Regions from separate parts of the Mus musculus genome. Here regions 2, 3, 4, 5, 6 and 7 are each linked to region 1. Evidence: chromatin loops called from intact Hi-C (ENCODE). Cell type or tissue: heart. All regions are shown on one strand. Links, peaks and the distances in the headings refer to the core of each region. The heading gives the core; the rest is flanking DNA.

Region 1 (4,393 bases), core at 300-4,299:
CTTTGGAAGCCCCTGCGTGTGCATCGAGGGTCAGGACTAGTTGTACCCGAGATGGTACAACCCTCCACGGCTCCCCAGGGGGCTGGTGTCAGTAGAGGTGGCTTTCCCAGCTGGAAGATGAAGTGGGCCTGGGCCGGCGACAACTGTCCCAGCAGTGTGTATGGGAAACTTCCCACGAGGCTACCACGACAGACAAGTAGGGCAAAGTCCCTTTGGAGGTGTCTTTCAATTATTTAGAGAATTCCCTTAGTCCTCCATTTGGCCTTTTTCCTCTCCAGAAGTCCGTGGGAGGGGAGGATGTCCTAAGGTCAAAGCCCGTTATTTGTTATCAAACCATCAGGCGGCACATAGGTTTTGTCATCCGTGTGACTTTTCACCAGAGGGAGAAGGCGCGCGGTGGGGATGGGGGTGGGTGGGCAAACACCTGGGTGGCTGCGAGTTCCTGTGAATCGACTTCCTCCTTCGGAGGCTTGACAGCAGAACGTTCATAACGGGATTCCTCTAATTCAACCCCTTCCTTTGAACGACTTCTACCAAAACAAACAAACAAACAAACAAAAAAACAAAACAAAAACGAAAAAAGGCGTTTGTCTTTTGATTACTTCGAACACAAAATGATTACACTGCTTATTTGTTTGGTTGAATTAATCAGATAGTCGTCCATTTAGACATGGCCCTCCGCAGGAAGTTTGCATGAGATAATTTAAAGTCATCTCCCAAGTTCTCAAAGTTAGTCTTCTTGGCCTCTCTAATTGCTTACAGGGACAGAGAGCCAACACCTGCTCTTTAACCCCTGGGGTGGATCCATTTGTCAGCCCTTTACAGGAAAGCTCCACACTTCCACAGCCAGTCCCGGTTCAGAGTGGAGTTGAGCCATAACGAGGCCACAAAACACAGGAGAAATGAATCTTTAACTTTGGAGCCTGCTCACCAAAGACTTGAGCCTTTCTTTGTCTAGGAAGAGGTAGATGAAGAGCCAAACTGCCCCTTCGAAGAAGAAGAAGAAGAAGAAGAAGAAGAAGAAGAAGAAGAAGAAGAAGAAGAAGAAGAAGAAGAAGAAGAAGAAGAAGAAGAAGAAGAAGAAGAAGAAGAAAATTTGAAAAGGGGCAGACGATGGGAAAGAATGGGTCGTGCATGCCGGCATAAGCCCGTGCCTTGGATCCTCATGAACCAGATTCCCAACAGACTCATGGTGGCAGCCAACTTTAGGGCCTGGGAAGGCAGAGGCCCCTTCATTTCCCAGCCTCCTCACATCGCGGGTGACCTGTAAAATACAAGCAGGTCCCCAGACCGGGGAGACTTGCGCTGCCAGGAACTACGGGGTGCGGACTGGCGCCGACCGTCGGGCAGTGGGGCGAAGCCAGCACCTTCCCCGGGCTGCAGAGAAAACTTTGCCCTTTAGCACCCACACCCCCTGGTCCATAGGTGTTGGGAGAAACGCTGTGCTCTGAGGGACAGACCCTCAAAACGATTCGGGATGCCCGGGCCAGTGGAGATGGCTGCACCTTGCAGACCGAGGGCTGGTCCGGTGTCTCCTGCCAAGAACTCAGGCACCACAGTGCTACAGTGGGTCTTTCTTCCTGACTTCCAGGGCGCCCTTCGTAGAGACCCCTAGTCTGCCGCCTGCAATCCCAGCTGGCCCCAACTCTGGGTCGCACCCCATAGTGCACCTCACTGTACTCTGGGTCAGCAAATGTGGAGACCTAGAGTGCACAAGAAGCAGTCGGTTTCACAGTTCTCATTTTCGGGGACGTGGGGTTGGGGGGCACCCGCGGTGCCCTGGACTAAAGCTGGGTGTTTGCAGGTCTTAAGGTACGATACAAAAAGTTAGCACTTGATTCTGCGCGGCGAGCCTTGCTCGAAGTCTGAGGCTCCCAGGCGACTGGAGATGGAAGGGGTGGCCACGGGGACCTGTAGCCTCTTTCCGACTCTGCAGCTTTCTACTACCCAGGAGACAAAGGCAAGAAAGGAGGGGACACATAGAAACCTCGGACCACTGGGCAGCTTCGAGCCCAGCTCCCCGCGGTTAGGTGCTCTGGGCCAGTCTTGCTCCTCCGGAACTGCTCGTGCGGGACCCCAACACTGCGCGTGCTCCGAGCGCCCCCTGCCGCCCGCTGCTTCACCTCCGCGTTGCCTCTGCGGTCGCTCCGGTTCCAGAGGCCGGCGAAGGACGGTCCCTTCCCTTCTGGAGCCTCTCGGGAGTGGGGGTGGGGTGGGGGTGAGGGGACAGGTTGACTGAGGACCTTGTGGCTGGAAGGAAGCTCCCAATTTTCTCGGGCGGCAACTTTCACTTCCCCAGAGACTAGTCCTATCCCAGTGAGCATCCCCGCAGGCATAGATCTGGGATGTTCTTCCTAGAGTCGGAAGTGACCCGAGATTGGGGCTTTCTCAGCCATCGGCGACACATTCCTTCCAGAAGGCCCCTTTAAATTGATGTACACATTACAGAAAAGGCAAAGCCACTTCGCCGAGTGAATGACTTTCTGAGAGATGCCAAGGAATGCATTTACTGGCCGCCAGGTCTGCCAATAAAAGTTGCAAATGAAGACTGCTGGTTTCCAGGAAAATGTACTTCTGTTTTTAAAACACTCCTTAGTCTTAATTACCAAAAACTGAACCTCCAAAGAACCGGTTTAAAGAACAGGACTAGTGAGTGGCAGTGATGGTGGCTGCTGGTGAGGTCCCACACCCCCGCATGCATTTACACACCCCAACTCACCGCGTGAGAACAGACCATGCACACCTACGGCTTTACCAATGCAGAGGCGCGCCAGTATTTACATACGCTGCAGACATAGACACAGGCTCAGCGCTGGCACCTGAGGAGGTATGCATTGGGATTAGTGAGTGCTGTTTAGTTTGGAAGTGAAGCTGTAAGAAAAAGACAAATACAGAAGCAAGTGGCCACAGAATAGTAGATAGAAATAAACATGTGCAAAGAAAGGAGACACTTGAACCATAGTATTTAGCTATGTCTTTCACAATCCCTTTTCTTTAACACCAACAATTGACTAGGTTTAAGCTACAAAATACGGCAATGTATCCAGAATCTCTCTCTCTCTCTCTCTCTCTCTGTGTGTGTGTGTGTGTGTGTGTGTGTGTGTGTGTGTGTGGCATTGAATTCTGGGCTTCTGGCTTCCTGAGCCCTAGATGTAATCATGGCTTACACCCCAAATTACTTTTAGGAAAGGTTTCCTTTTGTTTGAGGTCACAAAGACCACAGCTGGAATTTTAAAATCTCTCTCCATCCAACCAGGGAAGCAGCTATTTTTTTCCTCCCCAAAGCTTGGTTAAGGGTAGCACTCTAATGCCAATGAAAGGTGAATCCGTTTGGTAGGCTGTGTCTCTCTTGAAGCACAGACACTAATAAGCACACTAATAAGAATACTTAAGATGCTTGGGGCACTTACGTTGTCATCCTGCCAAGTGCTACAAATAACCCTCACAAGGACCCTGACATGGATGCTATTATCTGCATCTTGCACGTGAGAGAAGGGAAGCTTAAGGGGAATAAATAACCTGCCAACAGGATATATAGCCTCCCAGACTGACTCATTGAGTCTGGAGGACCTTAACGTGCCCCTTGTAAATACATAGTTTATGTGCAAACAAGAGGGGGAAATTTAAATTAGTGACTGTCACAAATGGCAAATTTCTACCTTTATCTCACATGCCAACTTCTAAGGATATTTCAGGTCACTGATCCCTTTACTAAACAACGTGGATGTGAATCGTGATTTTTTTTTTTTCCTGTAGCATGATTCTAGCAGCTGGGCACATAACAGCTGCCCTTTACAAGACCTTTCTGTGAGGTTGTATTTGAATAACTATGGGAAGAATTCCTATACACAGATCCATACTTAACGTGTCCTGTCTGTGAAGTGTACAGGACTTGGGCAGGACTTGTTTACGTGCATCCTTACACGTGATTTCAGAGCTGCTCACACTGGAGACGTGAGCCTGACCCAGGACCACACACACTAGGCAAGTGTCCTATCACGAAGTTGTCCAGGCGATCTTTGAGTTCAAGATGCTCCTGCCTCGGCCTCCTGAGCCTGGATAGGTAAATGAGGAGTTGTATTTTCTCGCTCTTTGGAAGCTATTTGGTGACTCTCCCTATTTAGTTGCTTCAAGGTTGTTTCCAACGAGCACAGCAAATGAAAAATAGAGAAGCACCCGTGTGCCCTGCTTCCAGCTCTGTGCTGTCTCTTAGCCACTGTTCTCAGGGACCAATCAGACAGGACCTTGCAACTAGGAAGCTGCAGACCCTAAAGGCAAGGTTGGGAGCATTCTTCTCAGTCCTTACTATAAAATTCAGACCAAGGGGCTTGGCAAAGCTTGTCCTGCAAAAGCTGTGGCTATTTCTAGATCCTCAGGACCTCAAGCCAGGACT
Region 2 (4,393 bases), core at 99-4,098, 410 kb before region 1:
TTTGTTAGCTTTTCCAAACTTAATCTATTTACAGTAGTAGCTTTTTTTTTTAACTAAATAAAATCAAAAGTATTTCACTCTTGGAACAATTTATGCATATTAAGCTAAAATTAATCAAATCACTAAATGTTCATGTGTATCTTAATGTTCATGTCCAAGGTGATTTTGTAAATACTAATGGGAAGAAATGTTGTCATTAGTAAATGTAATGTGAGTGAAATTACCTTTTCTTTTCTTTTCTTTTCTTTTTGTGATGAATGGAAACAGATTTTAGAATTTCTTATTAGATGAGTGTATAAATAATAGGTTTATTTAATATTTGAAGGCATATATACATTGCCTTCTCTCAGATTGGTGTCTGTATTTGAAGAATTAAGCTCCCCTTTAAGAGACTTAATAGATCCTGTTTTAGGCACAAATCTCACTTCATCATTTTAGTACGTATTTTGTTTATAAATTTATTTTTTTAAAGTACAGTCCTTAAAATTGGAACAAAAAGATAAAATGAGACCTTTTTAATTCAAAGAAATTTAATGCATAAGCACTTTTTATTTTGGTTTCTATGTTAATCATTAATTGATACTTTATCAGTACCAGCAACAAGAAAATTTTATGTACTATGTGGTGTGTACTTTTAAAATATTAATATCAATGATTAATAGACATAATTGATATTAAATCACAACGACCTATGTATCTTTTGCATGTTTATTTTATAATGTGCAGTTAGAATAGTTTTTTGTTGTTGTTGTTTTGTTTTGTTTTGTTTTTGTTTTGTTTTTGGAGACAGGGTTTCTCTGTGTAGCCCTGGCTGTCCTGGAACTAACTTTGTAGACCAGGCTGGCCTTGAACTCAGAAATCCACCTGCCTCTGCCTCCACACCTGGCAAGAATAGTTTTATTTATAAGACTGCATGAAGTGTTGCTTGGTCTGTTATAATGGCTAAATTCATCAGTAGGACTTGGAGAACTCTTTGGAAAATGGTGCATTTGAAATATGAGCTAAGTTATATATGGTCATAGTATTAATGAGTAAAATGGAATTTTACAGAGATGGTGTTGGGAAGTTGTGAAGAATGGGTCAATAGAGTGGAAGTAGCATAATCAGGGCTTCTCATTGTTTGGTGACTCAGGGCCAGCGCTCTTCTCTCTGTTGCTTTTCTCTTTAGGAAATGAATAATATCAACAAACCCGACCTCCGACTCTTTAGGACAGCCCCTCGTCTTGACTGTCAGTCACCCTTCTTCCCTATGACTGGAAGAGAGGCTCCTTTTCTTTGTGTTCCTACTCCGTAGCACTCACTCTGGAATGTGAGTCTGTTGTGCATTTGTTAAGATCCTTCACAGCCGGGCTGTGCGGCTGTGGCAGACTCTGGTAGACTCGCTTGTCTTTTCTGGAAAGAAGCATTTCAGTGTTGGTTAGCAGGGAAATGGTTATTACACCATAGCATTTGTTTTTACATCACAAGAGCAAAGACTACTTTTGCTTTTACCTTATATTAAATATTATAAGGGGTTTTTTTTGGCTAAATGGTCATTTGTCCTGGCAAGATATTTAAATGGCAATTTTGATTAAAATCAACTTATTTTATAGAATTTATTTACTTAAGTTTTTTAAGTATCTTAGTTTTTACTTTTATTTTTTCAATAGTTAACTCTTTAAAAGTCATTATATTAATTAATATATAATATATAATATATAATATATAATATATAATATATAATATATAATATATAATATATAATATAATTCTGTAATGGGAGAAGTATTGACTATGCTAAAAATATTTTATTAATATCTGTATTGGGTAAAAAACTATTGGCTCCGATAAAAACTAGATGCCTTAAATAATGCGCCTTTGCACGTCAGTGTTAATGACGTTGCTTCACAGAGGAAGTCCTAGAAATTTCCAGCAAGTTTCTGCTCTAGGGTAGGAAGGCTCCCCTTTATCTAGCTGAGAGACAGGGTTGTTCCTTTAGGGACCCAGGCAGAGTTTCTGCCACAAGGATGATTGTTATGCTTCTTTATACACATAGATGGCAGCAAAGTGCCACAGACATGGAGGTCAGCCTTGATTTTAGAATGAAAGATGAGTGACAATACACACTGATTTCCATCAGCTTGGTTCCCTGGGTTCTTAGTGTAAGTAAATCTAAAATAAGAAAGAAAGCTACTATTGATAACACACAAGTATAGCAGGATGGAAGAAGCTGTGGGGGACTATGATACACTGAATTTCTGGACAAATCCCAGGTGGGAAATCTTAATCTTTTCAGGTACGTCTTCTATTGTAAGATGACTAAAAGCAGCTATGATATTGTGTGTGTCAAAATAAGAAGACAGTGAGGACAGAGTGGTGGTACGGGAAGAGGGAAGGAAAAGAGAAACCTTACGAAAGTTTCAGTGGCGAGAAATGGCCTACTGCCTGTGTGCACTGTGGGGTTTGGCCTGCATGGCTCCTTTTTAGTTAAGCAAGTTACAAAGAGGAAATGTCAGTCCACGAATCAGGCAAACATTCCATGGGAACATTTGCTCAAATGTCAGCATTTTAAAAAATAGAACTGCAGTCTATTACGGCCCAGTCTCCAGGCTGGATTTTCTATTAAATACACAAGTACAAATGTGTTTGTTCAGAACACGTTCTCAATTAACAAGTCATTTTATGCCTTAATTAGCATTCCTATATAATGACATAATCACTGTAGAAGATGACAGTCATCATTATAATTAATATTTAATATGTGTCTGGCTCTGACGACCTTTCTGTGTGTTCTCACAAACTTCTAGGTAATTTTCAAGTTTTAGAATTGTATTTGGTAAAAATCACAGAAAGGAGGAGCTAAGGAAATAGAAGCGCACTTATTAGAGCCTGCAATCTGCAAGTTGGGTAGAAGGGCATTTTGTAACAATGTAACAATTGAATCACAGTGGTCTCTTACTGCTTACAAACACTCCTAAAGAACTGGCAATGTTGTTCACCAAACATTTCCCCCACCATTTTTTTTTTAATTCTCTTCAGGCAATTTAGTATCATAGACTAATCTCTCTGTCACAAAATTGATTCTAAAGGTGTGTATAACAACTTGCTTAAATACAGCATCTGGCAAGTCTCTCATGTGACAGCAACTTATTTCTCACATAATTATTTTCCTAGTAAATTTGATATCTTAACAACCCCTTCCCTCATTTCTGAGTTCAAAAAGTAACACTTAATATAATTTATTTCTCATAGTTAATAAAGGCTTACATGAGAGTCTTGCCGTTCACCCTCTAGCTGCCTCAGCCGAGTGAGGTCAGGAGGGAATGTGGTGGCCAGGGTAAAGGTGGTTTCCAGCATCACTTTGCTGGGGACTGTAATGGCCTCAATGGGGTTTTAATGACGCATAAAACATATTTTGGCTGTTTCTTGTTACTTATTAATGATTAAATGAGTTTGCTCTGCCACATATTGGTAAGAAAAGATATGTACTTAGGTAGTTTTTCTCTCTTAAACTATCTACTGTGTTAGCTTTAATTTGTATGCACAGGAAGGTCTGTGTTAACTCTTTTTATGTTTTTAGCATTGCTACGTGAACATAAAAACTATACAAGTTTTGATTTGTATACATGTAATTTTTTGATAATTTTAATTAATTTAGTAAAATTTAATAAGGTGAACTTTTATCATCCTACATGTTTAAAAAAATCTAAGTATAGGTTATTATATACAAATTCTTTTGTAAGTTATTGTTAATACTTGTTAATGAGGTTTAGAATAGTATATACTACTTGAAAAATAATTTTTAACCAGAATATTGTATTTTTTTAGGTAACTGCCTTCCTTTTGTATGTTTAGCTCATTTGGCAGACATTAGATTAAGACTATGTGCTTTTTCTTAATAGGATGGTATCATACGTATTATTTATTTGACCTTTTCTTTGCCATGGTTTTCATAAAAAGGACAGGGTTGCAACATCACTTCCTCAAACTCTTTGGTTTCAAAAGAATCATGTTGCACACAGCCAATATGAGCGATTTGTATTGCTTACTAACAGAAGAGCTTTGTTCTCTGCTTAAAAACAAACTGCTGATTTTATTAATGTTATCACTGGTATATTAACTTTCCTTGATATTATTTTATATTTTATACAAACATTTAAATGTTGAATAAATAATAAAATACTTTTGATTTTCTCATAATCTCTTAAATGTACTTTTAAAAAGGGCACCTTTTTCCCCCAAACTAAAATGGAATTTATATGAAACATAAAGGAAGATTTCTATGTTTTATTGGCATCTTACAATAAACTTTAATTTATGATCACTTTATATTTGTTTACTTGAGTAAACATTACTATAGTTTAGATATTTAAAAATGTTTTATAACATTATAGCTTAAGTAATATTTGTCTTG
Region 3 (4,393 bases), core at 94-4,093, 860 kb before region 1:
TCATGTAAGAGACTGGCATGCCACACAGAGGACAAAGCATGCACTCCTGCTCCATTGCCCTTGGGAATGCAGGACCTTTGGAAATGAATCCTTGTTTCAGAGTCACTCTGTCATTTGTAGTACGTGTTAGAATCCCTCAAAATGCTATCCATACAACCTGTCACCAACAGTTGTTTGTATATGATGTAATACTGGGCTATAATTAGAGTCTTTGAAGTGTTCCTTTAGACATTTTATAATTCGTCTTGGGAAATCTTCCTCGGACTTAAGAATAGTGGCCTCTCTCTCTCTCTTTCTCTCTCTCTCTCCATCTCCCTCTCTGTCTCCCTCTCTCTCTTTCTCTCTCTCTTTCTCTCTCTCTCTCTCTCTCTCTCTCTCTCTCTCTCTCTCTCTCTCTCTGTGTGCATGTGCACATGTGTGAAGTGCTAAGGACTCAGCTCAGAGCTTTGCATGTTCTAAGCAAATGCTTTACTACCAACCTTCACACTCAGCCCTGTGGATTTGCTTTTTAAATAGTCATTGTTCTCAGACTATTGTCAGCTAAAGAAGGCTATGGGCTCTGCTACTCTTTATACCACAGAGAGCAATCTATTTGCTCTGAGATCTGATCAGATTTGGAGTAGTTGGAAAAAAATTACTATCTTTAGAACTGGGGCATTAATGGGACTATTAAGGGGGCTTTAAGTAACTGAAGCTTGTGGCCTTAAAATGGATACCGATACTTCTGTTCTCTTCCCTCTCTCTTTTCTACCCAGATGCGGAGAGGGAAGCAGGGTGCTTTGCTGCATTCTCTCACCATGGTATTTTGCTCTGCCATGGACCCCAAAGTTACAGAAAAATAAAACTCTAAGCAACCCCCCAAAAAGAACTTTTTTTCTCAAATTAATTAGTACAATAATGCAAAGCCAACTAACATAAGTGTCAGGTATTGGTACATCATTGTTAACTGAGCTCTGGAATTTACACCTTGGTTCCATTCTCCATGATGTAACACCATAGACTTTGATAAATGTGTATTGTCTTGTACTCATAAATTACCTAAAAGCATAGGTTTACTGGAAATCTGCTGTGTTCATAGCCTCATCCCTCCCTCCTCCCAACCCTTGGCATCCCTGACTTTTTTTTTTCTGCTTTTATACTTGTGTGTTTCCCAGAGGGTTTCACATTGGGGTCATACCATGTGGAGCATTTTTGGATTCGCACCTTTCACCTAGTACATGCTTTTGAGGTCTGGGGGGAGGGGTAGTATTTATACAGCAAATGCTGGGTATAATAAGAAAATTATTGTCTGTCACTTAGGTAACTGTATTATTTTCCTTTCTGCTGATGAGATAAAATACCCTGACCAAAGCAACTTAAGGAAGAAAGGATTTATTGTGGCTCACAGTTCCCCTGGGGGCACAGTCCATCATGATGGCAAAGATACAGCAGCAGAAATGTTAGGCAGGGAGGGTAGTCAGGAAGCTGGCTGATCAAGTTTCATCTGTACTCAGGAAGCAGAGAGGAGAGAGAGAGAGAGAGAGAGAGAGAGAGAGAGAGAGAGAGAGAGAGAGAGAGAGAACAGGAAGTGGGGACAGGCTATCTAACCTCAAAACCTGCCTCCAGTGATACGTTCTCTACCAGTTAGGAACCAAGTGTTCAAACATAGGAGCCTCTAGGGAGTGTTTTATATTCCAATAACAACAGTGACCAAATGGATCCCACACATGTACTTTCATTATTCAAGACAAACATCTCCATTTGTAACAAATGGCTAATTTTCTTCGTATTTCAGTAATCTTGGTTTTATGTGTGCCATGCACATGCTACATTTGTCTATAAGTGGTCAAGCCAGGAACTTTCCTAGAAATAGGAAACTTTAGTTTCATGAGTATTACCAGAGCACCCTCATAAGCTTTCAGCATTTGGTTATTTCTGCAACAGGTGGAGCACTTAACATCCGTTTCCTCCTCTTTGTGGCAGAAGAGAAGGAAGTTTGTAAGGGGGAAGAAATGGAAGTTTACAGTGTCACCTATCAGCAGGTGGCAGTATTGGGCTTGGGACCCAAGTTAGTCTTTGATCAGAGTCTATGGACTTAACAACCACTTAGCCTCTTACTGATGGTGTCTAAGAAATATTACTTTGCATGCCTTCAAATGGAGCCAAGGAATTCCCTAAGCATGGGTCAGTCTTCAGTTCACTGTGGGAGTCTAGCAAACTCCACCATACGACAGGCGTAGTCCCCCTACACCTTGATAGACCATTTTGCTCCCAGGTTCTGTTACTGGCACTTTTTTTTTTTTTTTTTTTTTTTTGCTGCATGAGATACACAGTGATATGAACAATCTGGAAAGAACAAAGCATGAGATGTCCTCAGACTCACCTTAGGATTTCAGTTGCAGTTTAAAATGCCTGAGGTGGCAGTGTCCTTGGTTACCTTTAAACTCCTCGACTGCTCACATGCTCCAGGATTGAACAGAGTACAATACTTTTTAAATGTCAAGGGTCCTCAAATTGAACCTTGTCCTTTGCAAGGGCTGCTTGTTTAACAGGTATTTCTGTGTACAACCGTTCTGCCCCAAGCTAAAGCCAGAGACCTTTACGCATTTGTTTTTTTTTTTGTTTTGTTTTGTTTTGTTTTATTTTGTTTTGTTTTGTTTGTTTTGTTTTAATCAGACATGCGTTGATCCCATCCTTGTATCAAATAAGGAAAGATGAACATTGGTAATCAAATAACAGTAATCAAAGGCTCCAAATGCTATAGTGGAAGTCACCATGGGTGCAACAAAGCAACACAGCAGGGATTTATAAATTCTGCCTCTAGGTCATGGAAGGATGTGCCCAGGAGATAATGCTTGGACTGATATTCAACAGGTATAGTAGGATGGATCAACGAAGAATGGTGGAGAATAGCCGGTCCTTCACATCTCTAGGTCTGCACCAATGTGAATGGAAAATATTCCCCAGCCAGACACTGCATCCATGTTGAACATGTACAGACCTTTCCTTACACAATGAGGTAGAAGTACTCACACAGTACTCGCAATGTGTTAGTTATTACAAGTCATCCAGAGATGATTGAAAAGATATAGGAATATACAGAGGATTATATGCAGACACTGTTGCAGTTTTTGTTTGGGATGAGCACATCTGGATATTTTGAATGCTGAAGCAATTCCCTGATTCCTTAAAAACACAAAGCGACAGCTGTACGTGTAATGTGTGTTGGGGGAGGGGACTGAAATCGTGGCACATTTTTGTGAGTATGATACTTTTGGCATGCTTGTGCCTATGATCTGACAGGAAAATGGGGATGCGGGCTTGGAGAGCAGTGGTTAGGGAGTGGGACAAGGATGGAGAGGGCCTAGCCATTAGATATGAACTTGAGAAAGCCCAGTACTGTATATGCAAACATTAACTTTCATTTGGAATGTTCTCTACATTTAAAAAAATACTCCTTCTCAATTCCCATTACTGTCCTGACACCATTGACAGTTCTTCAGTGATGTGGTGTTTACATCACCACATTTTATTGTTGTTGTTTTGACCATGTTCTCTAAAAAGTGTTATTTTTTCCCTTTTAGATGCAGGAAGTGAAGTTTAGAAGGAAAGGAACTTAGCTTTGAAAACAAAGCATTTCCTCTGCTGAATTCAGAGCCCAGGAAACTCTGACATGAGTCACTGGTCCCAGGCACATCCTGGCTCTGCCACTAACTACAGTGTGGCTCCAGTCAGTCACCTGAGCCTTCTGGGCCCCAGCCACTCTAGGCAGAAAATAGCAAGTCGGGGCAGATTACCACTTGTCTTCCTTCCAGATCTTTCACGGAAGGGCGGCTTTACCACACTTACTGACCTATACCCTAACTACTCTTGAGGACAGACTGCCGTTTTGTCTCTGGATAGGGTTTTGTTGTGGAACAGCCTTCCACCTAACTCAGCTGGAGTCTATTAGTGTAAAACCAACTCCCCAGTCCCAGGCATCTTAGCTACCGAAGGGAAACCACACTGGTGTGGTTAAATCCCAGTGGCTCCCAATGGCAAGTCTGCTTCATGAAAGTTAAGGGCATGCAGCACAAAGCTGATGTGTTCCAATTTTTCTTAAGTAAAAATGCTCTTTTTTTCTGTGTGTGTGCAGGTCAAAATAGCATCTCACTCAATACACACAGAGTTATAGAAGGGTATGCAATAATACTGTTATATCATTACAGGAAGTGTGTACAAGCAGCACAAATAACTCTAGATCTGCCCAGAGGGTTTTAAAGAGCAGCAGAGTGGTTGTCAGAGTTTATGAACTGGTGAGTTCTCTCTGTCTTTGTCTCTCTTTCTCTCTCATACATACACACCCCTCATACACACACACACACACACACACACACACACACACACACCCCTACCACACAGCATACACACATTT
Region 4 (4,393 bases), core at 230-4,229, 800 kb before region 1:
TTCCAGTCCACCCGAAGCTACAGGTGCTGTGCAAGGCTCTGCTCTAGCACAACTCTTGATTGATGAGGTTGAGATCTAAAACTCAGAATAGTTTTACTGAGCATGGTCTCTGTGTCAAACAGCATGATGGGAACCTCGGCTGTGGAAAAGAAGTCTAAGGCATTGTCTTACTCCAGAGCAAGATGGTGGTGTTCCAGGGATGACTACCTCTCTGTCAGCCTTGCCACTGTGAATTTCTGTATCTGTCACTCTCCTTTCCTAATGTTTTAAGTAAATTTTACATGTTCCCTACACAATAAAATACAACAGCTCTCTCCTGTTTGTAAATCACACAAGGAGATAAGAGATCATTGCTTTCTCTCGTCTCCTCTCTAACATATAAAGAAAGCTGTCCATATGATGATGGTTTGAAAAAGAATGGCGCTCTTAGACTCACATATTTGGATACTTGATCATCAGGGAGTGGTCCTACTTTGGAGGCATTAGGAGGTGTGGCTTTGTTGGAAGAAGTGTGTGAATGGGGGGTGGGGTGGGCTTTGAGGTTTCAGAAGTTCAAGGTAGTCCCAGTGGCTGGCTCTCTCTCTCTCTCTCTCTCTCTCTCTCTCTCTCTGTCTGTCTCCCTCTCTCTCTCTTCCTACTGCCTTCAGATTCAGACATAGAATTCTCAGATACTTCTCCAGCACCATGTCTGCCTCACTGCCACCAGGATGAAAATGAACTAAACCTCTGAAACTGTAGGCCAACCCCAATTAAATGCTTCCTTTTCTTTAGGAGTTGCTGTGGTCATGCTGTCTCTTCACAGCAATAGAACACCGACTTGGACAATCCAGTCAGCACATATTATTCTATTAATAAAACATCAGCACTAGGATAGGCAGGATCACCCAGGAATTAAATATTGCATTTACTCCAAATAGCACACGACTATTAGCTTATAATTTCCCCTGATAATTCCCATTTCATAATATTGTGAGGGTCAGGTTCTTGAGGTTCAGAACAAATGTCCTATATAGTGTTTAAAATGTAATAGCAATAACAAAGCCCTCTCCTCAACTTATTACCAGATTAAAAGACTCTCAACTAGTGATCAGTAAACTATCACTTGGGGTTTTTCAGAAGCATTTAATTGGGGCTGGCTAACAGTTTCAGAAGTTTAGCTCATTCTCATCCTGGTGGCAGTCAGGCAAGCATGGTGCTGGGGAAGTACCTGAGAATTCTATGTGTTTTCAGTAACCTGCCAAAACAAGCAAAAATCTATATGTATTCAAACATATGTAGAATACATACTACGCTTATCAAGAAGATGTTCTTTAAATTCCCTGTGTATGCTAAGCATTTTTCATGTAGGCACAATGTAGCTATCTTTATATAAAGTCATTATACATAAAAATGTATCTATAATGAGTGTTCAGTATAACACTCACATAGATAACAATGCACAAAGCACTATAGTATATACCTAATGCATGTGCAATGGATGTATGTCGATATTATATGTGTCAATATACAAAACACATGTGCATATGTGCAACAATTATAAATTGCTTGTAATATAGATGCTGGAGCTTTTATATGTACATAAGCCCCTGGGAGCCTCCAAGGTCTGAGACGAGATGCCTGTATATTTCCGTGTAACAAGACCCCAGGCGTTGCTGTTACTACTGGCCCATGAGATGCATTTCTAGGAGCAAAGATCTTCAGATAAATTTCATAAAGAGAGTTAAGAGCACTGGAGGAAAGTTCCAAGCTGTCAAAAATAAAGATGTTCTCCCTCAGAGTACGCAAATGTGCCTCAGGGAATACTCTGAGGCACACACGGGAATTTTGTCTTTGGAAGACTGCACGGTTGAGTCACTGTTCCAGTGCATGTGAGTCTAGCACATTTCAGAGGCCCTTGGGACTGGGAGTTGCCGTGAGTAAAGGATGGTTTGGCTCAAAGCTCAAAGCCTTGCAGGTAGGGTGTGGAAGTAACATGCCTTCAAACACACGGGCCAACTGAGATACGAAATGTACAAAATAAATGTCAGATGGCATTATCATCCTCATTACCCAGCAGTGTACTGGATCCTGTGTTAGTGGGTGTGAGAATAAAAGACAATCTATTCCTACTCTAGAAAACACTGGGTGGCACTGGAGATCTTTACCAAGGGCTTAATGTGGCAAAGGCTTTGGCCACAACACAAGCTTTTACTTCCTCCTTATCATCGAGCAAAGCATGAATGAACTGCTAGATTTATCATCAGTCTTAAATAGACAGACTAGTGCCTGCCCTCACACACACACACACACACACACACACACACACACACACACACACCGTTTAAATTTCTTAATCATCCATATGTCTGTTTACCTAATTATGATCTATTTACTTATGTATATGGAGACATGTGAGTATGTATGCATGCATGCATGTATTTTTGTCTACATTAGTTTTCATGAGGTTGAAATTTCTTGGTCCTTATAGCTGTGTGTGGCTCATAGTGTTTTATTTTAGTCTTTTGGTTCTAACTGTGTTGTGGGTTGATCTTGGACAGTGAGCAGGGCTACAACTTTCCACTTGTGGTATATGCTGATCTCTCTCCATGCTTGTTGACTACTATCAATAGTAGTTTGCTTGAAAGTGGGAAGTTTGTTTTTATTTGTTTGAATCTCTGATGGAACTTTTGGGGGGATGGGATTACCTCACTCTGGACAGAAACTTTGTATTTTATCTGATTGGATAGGAGAGCTGTAGAAAAGAAATGGAGCTTCCAAGTCCACATGGCTATCAGTGAACTTGTCTGGAATCAAAATGAATAGAGAAGCTCTGATCTAATGTTTATATCAGCTGACTCTAAGGTGAGTATGTGCTTCAGTACGTTGTTCCTCATCTACTGCCTATCTGATAGCAGGTTACTGACCACCTACTATGAGCAAGGATCTTTGTTACAGAGGTGAAAGACTCAATGTCTCACCCCATGCAGTGTACACAGTATATATGCACATCTGTAATGGCATGTGAACATGCACTGAAATTGTAATGTCTGTCCCAATGTACATGTGCCTAGTGTGCATTTGCAGGTGTGGGTGCACATACATGAGACTGCCCATGCATGTACGTGCGAAGCATGTTCACAGGTTAGAGGTGAACAGACTTCCATAAAATACCACAGTGGAGATAGGTAAGGCTAGAGCACAAGGTTTAGAAGATAAAAGCTTCTCTTGGTCATGACACTCACACTGGGACTTGAAGGAATGTGTGTGTGTGTGTGTGTGGTGTGACACACACACACACACACACACACACACACACACACACACATGGAATATAAGGCCAGGCAATTCATCAGAGAAACTAAAGTGTTTAATCAGAGGAAAAAATGTATTAAAGGCCCAAGAAGAGAGTGTTTTGTGGATGAATACAGCTGTGAGTGTGGGTCAGAACAGCCTGTGTGGCTCAACACAGGGAGACAATCAGAGACAGACCCAGGATGAAGGATTCACTGGGAGCTCAAGGCATGCTTCAGAAGTCACCTATAGCTAGAACAACACCCCTGCAAGAATCTTCTGTGTTTTGTTTCCTGGTAGAACCTGAAAATCTTCAAACTTTTCCTCTGCCTCACTTCTTCCTCCTCGGTGTAATCATTGTGCAAGACACAGAAAGACCTGATTGTGGCAGGTGTGGAACAGAGAGGGTGATTTGCCCTTTCTCTACACTGAAACCACAGGCTCTCTGCAGACAATGGTTCTTTCTGTTTTCAGCTTATAAAACATCCTACCAGAGCCGGGTTTGTGATTTGATGGTATTGCTCCTGCTGGCATGCACAAGGCCCTGAGTTCAATCCTTAGCACCAGAAATAATAAATACAAAAGACATAGAACATCCAAGTAGGATGAAACATTGGAACAAATTCTTTAATAGATACCACACTCCACTCCTCAGTACTGGGGCATTTGTAATAAGGCCACTTTTGTGGAGACACTAGTTTGCACTATAGAATGATAGATATAAAAGGCCTGATGGGGCTGTTTGGGTGGGTTTTCAAACAGTTCATCTCCTATGAACACAGAGCATTAGTGATGGGGGTATGCAAACACAATGAAAGAACCCCCAGGACAGCCTCAGAAGTGACCCCATCAAGGGACCCAGGGCAGAGGTACACAGCATCCCAGCCTCTGCTAAATTTAACACGGCTTGCCAAGTAAAAGTCATTATTGAGAAAATGTAGAAGTCCAGCCAAGAGCTTGGGTGATGGAAAATTAAATATAGTTGAGACATAAAATTTTACAATACAGGGATTGTAGGGCGATTGGATGTCTTTCATAGTTTAAGAATGTAGTTCAATGGACCATCTCTCAGCATTATCCTGAAAGCTTATACTTTTGATTAAAACCATAAAATCTATCTTAG
Region 5 (4,393 bases), core at 299-4,298, 690 kb before region 1:
GGGGAGCAAGCGGGGAGAAAACCACATTTTCTAATTTACCATTTTCTACATATTACAGTTGGACGTGGAAGGCGACACAGTGAAGGCGGTTCTTTTCCCTGTAATATCACAGGTCCTTATAAGAGGATATCAACTATACACGGGACAGCTTCCCAAGTCAAAGAAGCTTAACAAGAGTGGGCCATCAACACTAACCTAAGTCCTACTCTACTCTGAAATCTACCCTAAGATTGTCCAGGGAGTCACAGGACCCACTAAGTTCACTGTGCACCTCTCCAGTGTGAAATGATATGGAGACTCCAGTCAGCTAAACACTTCTTGTTTTCTCTTTAGTAAATGAGTATGTGTTGGCGATTTTTTATTGCGTAATAAAACCAGCATGAAATGAACTTGCTCCAGTTTGTCCCCATTCTTTAAAACCACCGTGCCTTCCTTCTCTTGGCCTGTTTTTTTTTTTTTTTTTTTAATCTGGCATCCTGCCTTGACCTCAGCTTGGTGTTCAGTGGAGCGATGGCCACAGCCTCAGGCAGGAAGCTTCCGCTGGGTCAGGGTGTCCTGCTGTCTGCCCATTTGGGGATCCGCATGGTATGGACAGACTCTGGGATCAGTTTGCACCCCAGGGGGAGTTGGCCTCTGTGGATATTGCTTTTATAGACTGCTTGTTTCTGGCTCTGCTTTTTTTTTTTTTATTATTACATTCCTTTGCAATTCTAGCAGCTGTTTTTGTCAAGAGTCTTAATAAAGTTTGAACTGTTAAGCGAACTTTATGGAAATTGGTCACAGAAGTGTATGTGGCACCTTTAGTGAAGCAGAGGCAGAATTGCCCCTGGCCTGCAGTGACAAACAAGCCGAAAAGTGTAGGTGAAAGACAGTCACTTGACGGTGGATTTTTAACCTGGATTTCTCAGAATCTGATGTCTCCCGAAGTATCGCTTTCTTTAACTCTATTTAGCACAGTTTTCAAAAGTGTTTGGTTACACAGCCTCACTTAAGGAGCGTCGTTGAGGGCTGTGAAAGGGTTACATTTGCTTGGCTTGGCTTCTGTCCGGTGCTGCTTCTCCTTGGAAGTCAATGCTTGGAAGAATCAGACTTAGAGACATAGCAGAATCATCGAGTCTAAGTTTCTAAAACCGACTAAGATGCTACCAGCTTCTTCCTTTTATGAAGCACACTAAAACATCACCCCTCTCATTCAGTGTACTCATCTGGCAGTGACCTTAGCTTGATCCAACAGTGTCCTCTGAGCCCAAGAATCTGAACTCCTTCCAAATACACCCGACTTATAATTCCCCCCTAACACTTCACACGCCACTGGGGTGGAAGAATCATTTGCCAACAGACCAAAACTAACTGCTCGTCTTTCTTGAATGTGACTTCACACACGTTCTTGAATAAAACAGACTTAAGAGAGCAATAAACTTCGACAGGTAGCCCACCCTCCCAAATCCTTCCTTACAATGAGGCATCAATGGGACACTTTGAGAACTCATTTTGCCACCAACACTAAGTAAAATGTCATCTAGCAGCACTACTCTAAGAGAAATAACCGACTCTAGAGTAAAAGGCAAGTACTTCGGGCTTAAGACATGCAAAACGCAATGGTGGGACCGAGAAGCTTATGAAACCTACACTTCACTAACACTTGGTGTTGACTCAGAGTCACGGTTGGAATACTAGGTGACCCCAGAGGCCAGCCTAAGTGTAGTAGTCACGCTGGGGAGGAGGCATTGCTCCCAGACTTCAGTGACTATAAAATAAACAGACATCTCTGCCCTGCCAGATGGACAGGGTAAAGGGCACAGCAAACGCTTAGATGCTGTGGGACCTGAGTCAGCACACATCCAGCTCCTGGATTGGCTGCTGAGATCTGCAGGGGATCTCTCTTTCCTTTTGTCCATCATGATCTGCTGCAATATAAGGGAGGAGAACAAACAAGATAAAGAGCCTTCCGTTCTTCGTGACGATGTCTTGCTAAAACTCACTGAAGACGATTTTCAATCCCTTTCTTAATCCCCACCTAGAATTGGAGTACACTTCATATCGTTTTTGCTTTTTAGAAAAACTAATGGTGCAAGCCCAACCCATCACTTCTGTTGATAACCTCACACCTGTGCTTGCAACAGTGGGGGAACCCACCTTTAACATGACAGACCTACTTAAAACTCCTGGCTCCGGCTTTCTCTTCACAGACCACGAAAGCATGCATTCCCTTTAGCAGACAGTGGAGGGCGATGTTGTACCGGTGTGCTCCCACACATAAACCTCTCAGGAAACTTCCTTTCCAAGGGAAAAGGGTTCTTTCCCACAGTAATATGAACATGATGTACGATAATGAAAACAATAACTACACCAACATATTTTCCCCAGAAGTTCTTTTTATTTGTTCAGAGTGTGAACGTAGGGCCCTATAACTATGAGATACTGAGATAAATGAATGGGTTTCTGAAAAGGGTAGAAAGTATTGAAAATACTTTCAAGATGGGCTTTTCCAGACTCTGTAACTTGATGATTTTGACTACTGTATATTAGGAGTCTCATTACAAACCATTGTTCAGTAGTTTAAAGATAATATAACAGCAGTAAAATAGAGAAACACCCAGATTGACATCTGGCCACCATCAGCCTGGCGTTGTAAAGGAGATTCGCTGACTGCATTTCTCCGGGCACAAACCTGGCAAGGAATGACAGAGAGATACACTTCTAAACGGAGAGCTCTGACAGCTGAATGTTATTTTCAAACTGCTACACTTAAGATCTTCGCTAGCCACTTCTTCATTTCCCTCCCTGAAGCCTAAACTCAGAAGACCCAATTTAATTCCTGCCTTTTCCGTTCCCACAGCGAACTTGCTCCTGCTCAACAGAGGTTTCTTTGTAGTTCCTCACTAGTCTGGTCGGATACCGCTCCACACCACACAGGTAACTTAATAAATCAATTTAAGAAGCACAGGCAAGTTTATGGCATGCTCAGAATATTCTAGAAGAACAAGCAGAGAAAGCTGGCTTTAATTCAAGCACACTTTCATAATTCCTAGGAGGGTTGCCAGACAGAGCACAGGACGAGTGCTTCAATTTGGTTTTCAGATAAATAAGATTATTTTTAGTGTAAGTATATCCCCGTGCAATCTGGGAGCCACGCTTAACACTTTAGAAGTATCTGGTGTTTATCTGGAACTCAAATTTAGTTGTGCCTCCTCTGAAAGGAGGGGGACTCTCAGATAGCGGGGGTACACACATCGAGCAGGACTATTCTATCCAGTCGCCATGGAGCTTTGGGTTCAGTCTCTGTGTGCAAAGATGAAAAGAGAAGTCTATGAATTTACATGCTTTGAAAAAGTCCTTGGTGCTCAGGTTTGGGGATAGATAGGAGACAGGTCTTTCCCCTCCACCCCCACCCCCTTCGTTATCCAGAGCGTATACAGCTGCCAAGAGCCCAGTGGAGACAATTTGGCTGATTTAATATTTGTGAGGGTTTGAATGTAAAACGTGCCCCCATTGGCTAGGTTTCGAATGTTTGTTCCCCTGCTGGCAGTACTATTTAGGGAGGCTGTGGAATATTTAGGAGGTGGGTTCTAGCCAACAAAAGTAGGCAGCTCAGAGTAGGTTTTGACTCTTTCTACCTGGCCTCTAGTGTCTGCTTCATTGTCTACTTCCTGGTTCACTACAGTGATGATCAGCTTCTGCCGCAGCTCTCATGGCCAGGAGCCGAGCTGCTCCACATACCTTCCCTGTCCCCGCCTTAAATTGACTGAAACCCATGAGCCAAAATAAACCGTTCATCCCTTCCATTACTGCTCTCAGGTGTGGTGGTCATCTCAATGCTGAAGTAACTAACCATTCTGTTTAATGCGCAGCTCGACTGGGGAACCACATCTACTGGAAGTACGGCTGGCAGCTAACACGTGGGTTTCAGCCCAAGTCACAGAATGAGAATAAAAAGCAGGTCTACCCTTCCTCCACACGCAGGGGGCAGAGCAAATAGCCCACCTCAGTTAACATCTACTGTAGTATCTGCTGTTCGTGAGCTTCATTTCTGTGGTGACAGGGACAGAGAGCCAGCCTATTCCCAGCAGTCACGTGAATGAAGCATTTAAGCATGTTCCCTGAGGCTTTGAGGTGACAACAAACAAAAGCCAACCTGACAAGCATGGTATCCCAGCTTATGTTTCTTCATGGCGTGAAAGCAGAGAGAAGGGAGCCCTTATATACTCTTGGTGAGCTTGTACCTGGAGTAACCATTATGGGAAACTATTCACCCTAAAGGTTCCTAAGAACTAAAGGGCAGAGTAACCCTGTGGTCCATCAGTACTCTTTGAAGTATGCATCCAAGGGCGCTGTAGTCAGTATGTCTGCTGTCTTCGCCCCAGCAGCATGGTCTGAAGTAGCCAAGTGATGG
Region 6 (4,393 bases), core at 187-4,186, 160 kb before region 1:
ATACTTCTAGATCTCCTGCTAACTCCAGACCCTGCATCCAGGGTGTGAAGGAGTTAACGGGCTCAGTGAGCCCTCACCCTCATCAGGGAGTGTCTTTGGGCACCAGAGAGAATCTGGCACAGAATGTGTTTTCATGCAACTGCTTATCAAAAACTAAGCTTCTGCTGTTTCGTTTCAACGGGTAGAAAGGGTGGAAAACTGGCCGAGGGAGCAGGAAATTTGCCTTGTGTTCCTACTCAGTCTCTATGTGACCCTGTTGCAGGTCAGACTTCTAAGCATGGCTCAGTTTCTCCATCTGTAAACTTAAACAATGGAATGAACCTTAGTTGATTTTCATACAAAAAGTGTTGGGGAAAACCTCCTGATGATTCTCAGCCAAGCTACGGCCAAATGAACACTTAGGAAGCTTAGCCCTGCTCTCTCCTAGGTTCATGCTGCCCACTTGCCCTCTTATCTGTTTAAAAGGATTTCAGCCACAGCTCTCAAGGCCTATTAATGGGTTGTATTCCTACCTAACCTTGTTAACACCATCCCAGCTCGAGGAAGAGAGAAGAGGAGCTAAGAGGCCTTTTGCCAAAGTAAACAGTAAAGCTTGGAAGCACTTAGGCCCAGATGATTAGGAAAATGATGTTGAATAAAGGCTGGCATCGGGTTCTGGTATGATTACGTTGCGGTCTGCTTCCACACAGCACAGTCTGCACCTTGGGATCAGTTTGAAAAGGTTTTGTTGTTGGTTTGTTTGTTTGTTTGTTTGTTTGGCCTATTTTGGTTTGGTTTAATTGGTTGTCTACCTTTTAAAGGATCCGATTTGTTTAAATCTTTTGCCCAACCTTATGTTTAGATGCTATTTATACGTCTTTCTTCCTCGCTGAGAAGTCTAGGTGGAAATATATTTTCGTTAAACTCTAGATTACTATTTAGACATGGTTTTTAGCAAAGGAAAGTCGTTTATCAATGAGTAACACAGCTCACCATTAAGAAAACATGGCCACCCCCTTAGGATTGTTTCCCTGTATAATATAAATTTATTTTTTGAACAGAAGAAACCTATATATATGAGACATAACATAAACACACACAGAGAGAGAGAGAGAGAGAGAGAGAGAGAGAGAGAGAGAGAGAGTGCCAGGAGTTTGCGATTTTTTTTTTCAAGGCCTGTTGCTACCTTACCAAGTTTGGGCAAGGAATCAGAAATTCCTAAGGATGAGATGTTGAAGGTCCAGATTCTGTTCTACAATGTATTTTAAAAGAATTAGCACTCTGAAAAATACTGTGTTTCTATGTTTGGTTTGATAACATCCCAGGAAATTATCACATCGTATCTTGAGGATCATTATGGAATACTGATCTCTTAGATAATAACCTAGGAATTCTCTCCAATAATATTATCATTTATAGTAGCAATAACATGTGGTAGATCACAAAGTACTCTCCATATATTATTGGATTGGGTATCTAAAACCCTCTAGCCAGAGTTGAAGTGAAAGTAACCAGCCTACCCAGTGACAAACGTAGCCCAGTCCTTCCTACAACAATGAGGAGACTGTCCCTTCACGTCCATCCACTTTCCTATAAAAACGCTGTGTTTGGATAAATGAACATCTCAGCTCACACCTCTTCTACAAGTTTTGGGTTCTTTTTTCCCCGAGGGGTTGTTAAGTACACATGTGCATCATACAAGTGCATGTATGTAGAGACCAAGGTCAACATTGGGTGGCTTTGTTCGGGGACTGTCTTTCTGAGGCAGAGTCTCTCCCTGAACCTAGAGCTCACTGTTCTGCTAGGTTACCTACCAGTGAACCTTGGGGATCCTGCAGTCTCTGCTCCCACCCCTAGCATTTCCATTACAAGCACATGCCACCATTCCTGGCTTTTCTTGTTGGTACCAGAAAAAGGACTCAGGTGCTCGTGCCTGCATGGTTACTACTTTACCAAATAAGCCATCTTCCAAGACTCACGGTTTTGTTTTGAGTTCATGTTCTCACATTTCCTCTCCCAAGACAGTTTACAGGTATGAAGACTACCACCTGTCATGTACAAAAGTACATGTGTGATCACAGAAAAGCTTCCTAAGCGGCCTGCACTGCGCTCATTGCTGAGAATCAGATTATTTAAAACAAATAAACACAACATTTTCTTAACTCCTAAACTCTGGTCCTAGCGGTTATGCTCCAAGAAGTAGAGCGAGGGAATAGTTAGGACTAGAGTGCTGTCCTTGCTTGTTGCCTCTGAGAGATCCTCTGATTGGCAGAGGGTTGCAGGGGCACCACCAGCAGGTGGCGCCGTCTCCTCCTGGTGTGCATCTCTCTAAGCCCTGTAGTAATGGGTGCTGTACATAGTTTGAAGCAAATGGTCAACCCCAACCCCTTTCCATAATAGTTCTAGCAAAGTTCTAGTATAACACTGAGTGGAAAAAGTAATGTGTCCTGCAAACAAAAACGGGTTCCCACTCACTGCCTTACAGATCTTGGAGCCACCATGATGCCAACTGGGATGTCCTGTTGTCCCCACTATGTACCCCTAAGCAAACACGCAGTCCATTGTACTGTTAGGAATACAATACTTGGGCTTTCTTTTACTTCTTCTTCTTCTTTTTTTTTTTAAATTCCTGTTTTTCCTGGAATCTGTTACACACAGGACAATCTATGTGAAAGAAAATAGAAAGGAAGGAACAATCGTGTGCTGTCACTTAATCAAGTTTGCTTGCTCTCACACTGACCCCACTCTCTAAGATCTGTGCACACAGTCTGCAGCTCAGCCTGATAGCAAGGAGAGTACCCTGAAGGGAGTGTTTCTCACTAGGCAGTCAGAGTACTCACTCTCAAGGAGACTCCGGACTGTTATGTCTGTATCTTTGAAGAACTGATTTACGGGAAGTTTATATTTAAGACTTAATTCACTGACTCTTCAGCTTACGCACCACCCACTTCCTCCAGTCAGAACTAAGTTTGTTCTTTGTTTTTGTAGTTTAGCAGATACATTCTAGGGTACAGAATTTGGAGCTGGTCAGTCGGGAAGGGACAACCTTGTTTATGCTCTCATGTCCCATGGCCTACCTTGGAGCCTCCCAGAGCAGGTCTGGTAACCTTTCGTCACCCTCACCTACCTTTTTATTCCTTTCCAGCCTTAGAAGGAAGTTTATAGAAACAGCAGGGTGTGCAGTGTGATTACCATGCATATCTGCTACTTCACTCGAAGGAGCAGTAAAAGTGTGCCAATGGTCTGGGGAGGCATGTAGACTACTACAAAATTGCCTGCTCTTAAAAATACTTAATTTTTAGTTTTCTAGAATAGTAAGTAGATTCTCTATGATGACATTCATTCATAAAGTGAATCCTAGCATTCCCTAGGATCTCAAAGATATACTCAAATCTAGAGAAATTGAACTAAAATTTAGTTTGAATCCTGACAGTTTGAGACATTCTGAAAACATTCCTCCAAAGTGCAATGTAGTGCTAATACCATCTAGTTCTTTGAGTGCAGTGAGTGTGAATGCACTGCCACGGGAAGGCTGTTGACTGCCCAGCTCCACAGGAAGGTTCAGATCACAGTTAGTATCTGCCTTTCGTAAACACTACTCAAAGTGCTCTTTCTCTGAAGGTTGGAGGCTGAGAGAATGAAGCACACATCCTCTCCAGGCCAAGAGTTGCGTCATTAGCCCTGTGTGATCAATAAGTACATTGTGGTGGTGATTTCATAGCTGATTAACTGATGTGTCTACAAGCCAACACTTGACTTGAAAGGCTGGTCTGGCTGCTCGCTATTTGAGCGTGGCCTTCACTAGCCTGCCTGGCAGCCAGCTCTGAGCTGTGCTGTCCCAACCGCAGCCTGGGTACAGCCCTCAGTTTCATCGTGAGTAACCCATCAGCCAGAGCCTTCCTTGGTGAAAGAATGGGCATTTTGTCTTTTCAGTTAGTACCAAATGACAAGATAATTAGTATTAGGGAAGAGAAAAAAGTGACTAGAAACTACTCCCAGTACCTGCTTGCGGACATTTCCCCTTTGACAACTGAGATAAATAGAACAGCAAGCAGTAAGTGTGTGACAGTGCAGACAGACTAACTTTAGAGAGACTACTAGTGTGTCTCTGTTGCTGCTAAAAGACAGATTTATATTTTTTTGTGACTTTTCTAGAATTGAATTCCACTGTGTTGCTTTTGTTTTCTGTCAGGATCTTAGAGCTTCATCTTAGGAGTTTTTGCATTCTTTTTACTGACTTTCTGTTTCATTTTTTTAAAAAAAGATTTTAGTTTTGTCCTTTTTAGTTTTCTGTATACCCCTCACCCCAGCATTTGTGGGGTAAATAAATCATTGTGTACTTAAAGGGAAAAAACTGTCAGGAAAACTGAATGTGTTAAAGACTCTTGCTTTTCATTACTAGTGAGATTTCCTG
Region 7 (4,393 bases), core at 259-4,258, 610 kb before region 1:
TGGTTGTGTTGTATCATTTGTTTGTTTGTTATAACATTCTTATAACAAAGTTCACAATAGATTTTTAAAATATGGTAGCTCGCCTCTCAAATACAGGACCTGGAGGACCTAAGCAAGGAGCCTTTCCTTTGAGACAGCCTTCATAGTTCCTGAAAGGTATGCAAGCTATCCAAACTGCCAAGAGACAAAAGCAACCAACAGTCTTACCCAGCTCCAACACAACACAGCTAAACCACAGCGAGGATTAGTATGGCACAATAACCCTAAAGGTCTAAGTGTGATGGTTTGTATATGCTCAGTCCCAGGAGTGGCACTATTAGAAGGTGTGGCCCTATTGGAGTGGGTGTGGTCTTGTTGAAGTAGGTGTGTCACTGTGAGTGTGGGCTTAAGACTCTCACCCTAGCTACCTGGAAGTCAGTATTCTGCTAGCAACCTTCAGATGAAGATGTAGAATTCTTAGCTCCTCCTGTGCCATGCCTGCCTGGACGCTGTCATGTTTCTGCCTTGATGATAATGGACTGAACCTCTGAACCTATATGCTAGCCCCAATTAAATGTTGCCCTTATAAGAGTTGCCTTGGTCATGGTTTCTGTTCACAGCAGCAAAACCCTAAGACAGCAAGAAAGACAATCATATCTTAGTGGTAACCCATGGCTCTCTAGTCACACTCGACACTCAACAGGAGGGGAATCACACTTGGTGCTGGGAATCTAGCCAACTACCTCAGGCTGGTAAGGTCATACATCTTGGAGCTGAATCTACTATGACCTTGACTAAGCCAGCATAATTCCTAACATGCCATAACTCTAAATACTTATCCTTATACACACCGATAAGTGTAGCTCTTAGTGCTCATCAGAGAAACCTCTCTTTGCAGCAGAAAATCACAACCAGTCAAACGGGGATCATGCAGTGCCCAACCTCAACTGATAATGCACAGCAGAGCACAAGTCCTGCACCTGAGGATCAGAAAACCTCAAGGAAGAGGGAGATGGAAGGAAGGTTGTACAAGCCAGAGGACCAGAAAAATATGCTTTGAGACTGTGCCTTCTTAAAATGACATGAAAGCTTCACCCATGGTACTTCAACAAAATGGCTGACTGAACAAGATCCGAAGAAGTACACCAGTGGACATGCTAACATAGTCATGGGAAATCTTATGGGCAGCCACAGAGTGCTGAGAGTGGGGGAGAAAGTCCTCCCTAACGATGAATTTCCTAATTGGCTGTTGAATACTGTGGTGGTTTGAATACGTTTGGTCCCTAAAGACTCATGTGTTTGAATGCTTGGCCCATAGGGAAGGGAGTGGCACTATTAGGAGACATGGCCTTGTTGAAGTATGTGCGGCTTTGTTTGAGGAAGGATGTCACTGTGGGGTAGGCTTGAGGTCTCCTATGCTCAAGCTATGCCCAGTGTAGAACACAATCTCCTTTTGCTGCCTGTAGATTAAGACATAGAACTCTCCTCTGGCACCATGTCTGCCTGCATGATGCTATGTGTCCCACCGGATGGTAATGGACTAAACCTCTGAAACTGTAAGCAGCACCAATTAAATGTTTTCTTTTATAAGAGCTGCTGTGGTCATGGTGTCTCTTCACAGCAATGAAACCCTAACTAAGATAAACACCAAGTGCTGAGCCCTGAAATCATATACATGCAAGTAACACTAAGTGGAAAAACATATTGTATTTATATATAAGTGTGTGTGTGTGTGTGTGTGTGTGTGTGTGTGTGTGTGTGTGTGTGTGTGTTAATGAACAGCCAGACAGTGGTGAATGCCTACAGTCCCAGCTCCACTGGATGATCACTTCATCCCAAGGACACAAATCCAACCTGGCCAGCCAAACTGAACCCTGTTTCTTTAAACGAGACGGGGAGGAAGTTAGGGAGTAGAAGAAGGAAATGGAAGAAAAATTATAGCAGCAGCAGCACCACAAAGATTCATAACCAGTAAATTTATACCTAAGCACACCAGAATCATTTTGTGGGTGTGTGCTGTAAACACGCATTCACAACTGTGAAAACAACAATCTAAAATAGGCTATAACTCCACGAACACTACTGGCAAAGAAAATAAGAGAGTTTAAATGTCAGAATGTCAGCTAATGCCATCTTGCCAAGTTAACTCAGTTCCGTCACATTTCTGTGACATTGACAAAGTAGCCTTCCTCGATCGAGCCAGCAGGTGGCAGTATTGACTGCGTACCAGAACACCCTACATCTGGCTGGAACATACTGTTTCAAAAGAGTAATTCCCAAGAAATACAAATGAGTTCATCTTATCTGTGTTTTGAAACTTTCAAAGATATTGTTCCATCATATCAGAGACTACTGTGAACTCCCTTTGTAAAGCCTGATGATCCGTCTATTTCTCTTGGCTCTGGGCATGGCATTGAATTGATGGGACATGTTTGGTTTCCAAGCGCTAGTTAAAAGGATAGACACTTTATCTGTTCCACAGTTAGCAAAGCACCACTGTTTACCTTGCGCAGGACAGGGCCTCTGAACTGCATGGGAACTTTCTAAAAGCGAGACACTGAACAACATGTGGATGTGAAGCACACTCCCATTTGGACCTCGACTGGTTGAAACAGACCCTGTGGCTCCGGAATCCTGTATGCGACATACCCATTACCGTGATTCAAATCAGATCTCCCCCCCACCCCACCCCCCCGCCCCCACCCCATCCCCAGACTTCTCTATCAGCTGTATTTTCATTTGATGGGTCTTTATCTGTACTTTACTTTGCTTTGTTTTCTTTGCTAACTAATTGGAACAGTTTCAGACATCACGACTTTGAATCTCACCCACAGGATAACCCACTGCCCATCATAACCGTCAAAGACACATGTAAATGTAAATCCTACTTTATCACAGGGATAAGCTTACTCGTTCTTTTTCTCCGCCAGAGTTTCACTTTGCTTCACCAGAGTTTCACTTTGCTTCACCAATCCCCTCAAAAGGCCTTGCTCAGTTATTCACCTCCTCTTGAACAGTTAGTTAACAAACTTTTCTTAATGGGTTAGATAGTAAACATTTTAGGCTTTGGGGACCCAGGAGGCAGAGTAGATCCTTCCACTCATGGATGGGCAAACCATTGTGAGCTTGTGAACAATATAACACCCAGAGGCAGTCTCCAGGGGAAAGGTTTGCAACTGACTTATAGAAAATAACTTGTTATGAGGAGCCCAGATAGACAGCTCCTCATTTTCTTCAACTGAAGGGTACCCCTCCCCCCGCAGTTTTATTGCACTGCAAACTGTATCAAACAGTCATCTTGGTTTTGCGCTTAGTGAGTTACATGAAATTATTACACAGGCCTTGAGCTAGGTAAATTTGTCTAACTGTGGCCACACTTCAAGTGAGGAAAGATGAGCTTTATGCCTGGTAAATTGAGAATATTCTATATGCCTTGTATTTTACAGTACATATTAGGATCTAATCCCATCATGAATTGAACAACATCTTATTGTTTCCATCAAAATCCATAAAGACTGAGAAAGACAAGGCTACACACACACACACACACACAAATGCATGCACGAACCCCACATACATACACATACGCACATCATATACATGCACAAGCATACATGTACGCACACACACACACACACACACACACACACACTCCCTTGTTACATGTTGACTTTCAATAGATTGCAGCAGAGGAGCAACCCTGCAACAAATCACTCCCAACTCCCAACAGTGAGGCCCTATATTGCAACAGACTAAAACTCTTCCCACTTAAGACATTTCCTGTTTCAAGCTGCAGAGCACGTCCAGCAAGGGAACTCAGTGGCCAAGCGTACTTCTTGCCCCCAGGCCTGGAGATCTAAATCTGACCTTCAGAATCTCCGTGGTAGAAGGAGAGAACTGACCCCTGGAAATTGTCCTCTGACCTCCACATGAGCACACAGACACAGGCGTGAAGAAGAATTTAAAAATACTTGACAGGAAAGAGAGCTACATAACAGAATTTGATACTGATTTTGATACCTACATTATTTATATATATAAGCATACATGTTCTGTATGTATGTGTGCTGGGGATTGAATTCAGGGCCTCATTCATGCTAAACACATGATCCATCACGGGTGTATGGGGGTCAATCAAGCTCCCGTATTTTCATTAAGGAACACAACGGCAGAGTTCTTTTGTAAAAACTGTTCACGGTGATGTGTGTCTACAATCCCAGCACCAGGACTGGCAAGTCCCTGGCTTTCATTAGCCAGCCAGTCTAGGGGAGTCAGTGAACTCTGGGTTCTCTGAGAGACCTGGTCTCAGAAAGCTGGGTGGAAAATGACTGAGGAAGACACCCATGTTGACCTCTGACCTCCACATATGCACACACATGCACACATACACAAACAAATAAGCAGGCACCAGGGG

Evidence for each region. Hi-C counts contacts between places; a loop is a spot of excess contacts. Peaks named below come from ENCODE experiments on the same cell type or tissue, not always from the same donor. Only the 100,000 strongest peaks of a DNase experiment are listed, where the experiment ranks them.
Region 2: it touches region 1 in a loop (6-fold over the local background); 33 of 42 quality-filtered maps call a loop at or near these places.
Region 3: it touches region 1 in a loop (3-fold over the local background); 20 of 42 quality-filtered maps call a loop at or near these places.
Region 4: a loop joins it to region 1, with 2.7 times the contacts of the local background. A loop is called at or near these places in 7 of 42 quality-filtered maps.
Region 5: a loop joins it to region 1, with 4 times the contacts of the local background. A loop is called at or near these places in 20 of 42 quality-filtered maps.
Region 6: a loop joins it to region 1, with 7 times the contacts of the local background. A loop is called at or near these places in 24 of 42 quality-filtered maps.
Region 7: it touches region 1 in a loop (8-fold over the local background); 34 of 42 quality-filtered maps call a loop at or near these places.

The regions. Positions count from the first base shown.
Region 1 is chr13:31,799,076-31,803,468 of GRCm38, reverse strand. No RefSeq gene overlaps it. Among named protein-coding and RNA genes, the nearest start is that of Foxc1, 5.4 kb to the left of the region's middle. In heart, for the core only: a CTCF peak has its summit at 2,096 (motif pointing left); DNase peaks (open chromatin) are centred at 1,608 and 2,128; H3K4me3 peaks cover 1,669 bases; H3K27ac peaks cover 1,273 bases; H3K27me3 peaks cover 2,720 bases.
Region 2 is chr13:32,211,896-32,216,288 of GRCm38, reverse strand. The region is part of intron 4 of Gmds (GDP-mannose 4, 6-dehydratase); the gene reads left to right. Among named protein-coding and RNA genes, the nearest start is that of Gm52055, 20 kb to the left of the region's middle. In heart, for the core only: a CTCF peak has its summit at 2,031; a DNase peak (open chromatin) is centred at 2,008.
Region 3 is chr13:32,659,871-32,664,263 of GRCm38, reverse strand. No RefSeq gene overlaps it. Among named protein-coding and RNA genes, the nearest start is that of Mylk4, 120 kb to the left of the region's middle. In heart, for the core only: a CTCF peak has its summit at 2,013 (motif pointing right); a DNase peak (open chromatin) is centred at 3,733; H3K27ac peaks cover 335 bases; H3K27me3 peaks cover 662 bases.
Region 4 is chr13:32,601,869-32,606,261 of GRCm38, reverse strand. No RefSeq gene overlaps it. Among named protein-coding and RNA genes, the nearest start is that of Gm40876, 140 kb to the right of the region's middle. In heart, for the core only: a CTCF peak has its summit at 2,124; no DNase peak of the experiment used is centred there.
Region 5 is chr13:32,491,339-32,495,731 of GRCm38, reverse strand. Gm40876 (a long non-coding RNA gene) reads right to left here. Exons shown (of 4, transcript XR_873209.2): 4 at 2,451-2,671. Among named protein-coding and RNA genes, the nearest start is that of Gm40876, 28 kb to the right of the region's middle. In heart, for the core only: a CTCF peak has its summit at 2,222; a DNase peak (open chromatin) is centred at 2,201; H3K27me3 peaks cover 967 bases.
Region 6 is chr13:31,954,669-31,959,061 of GRCm38, reverse strand. The region is part of intron 7 of Gmds (GDP-mannose 4, 6-dehydratase); the gene reads left to right. Among named protein-coding and RNA genes, the nearest start is that of Gm52056, 3.2 kb to the left of the region's middle. In heart, for the core only: a CTCF peak has its summit at 2,269 (motif pointing right); no DNase peak of the experiment used is centred there; H3K27ac peaks cover 1,484 bases.
Region 7 is chr13:32,409,579-32,413,971 of GRCm38, reverse strand. No RefSeq gene overlaps it. Among named protein-coding and RNA genes, the nearest start is that of Gm40876, 54 kb to the left of the region's middle. In heart, for the core only: no CTCF peak of the experiment used is centred there; a DNase peak (open chromatin) is centred at 2,411.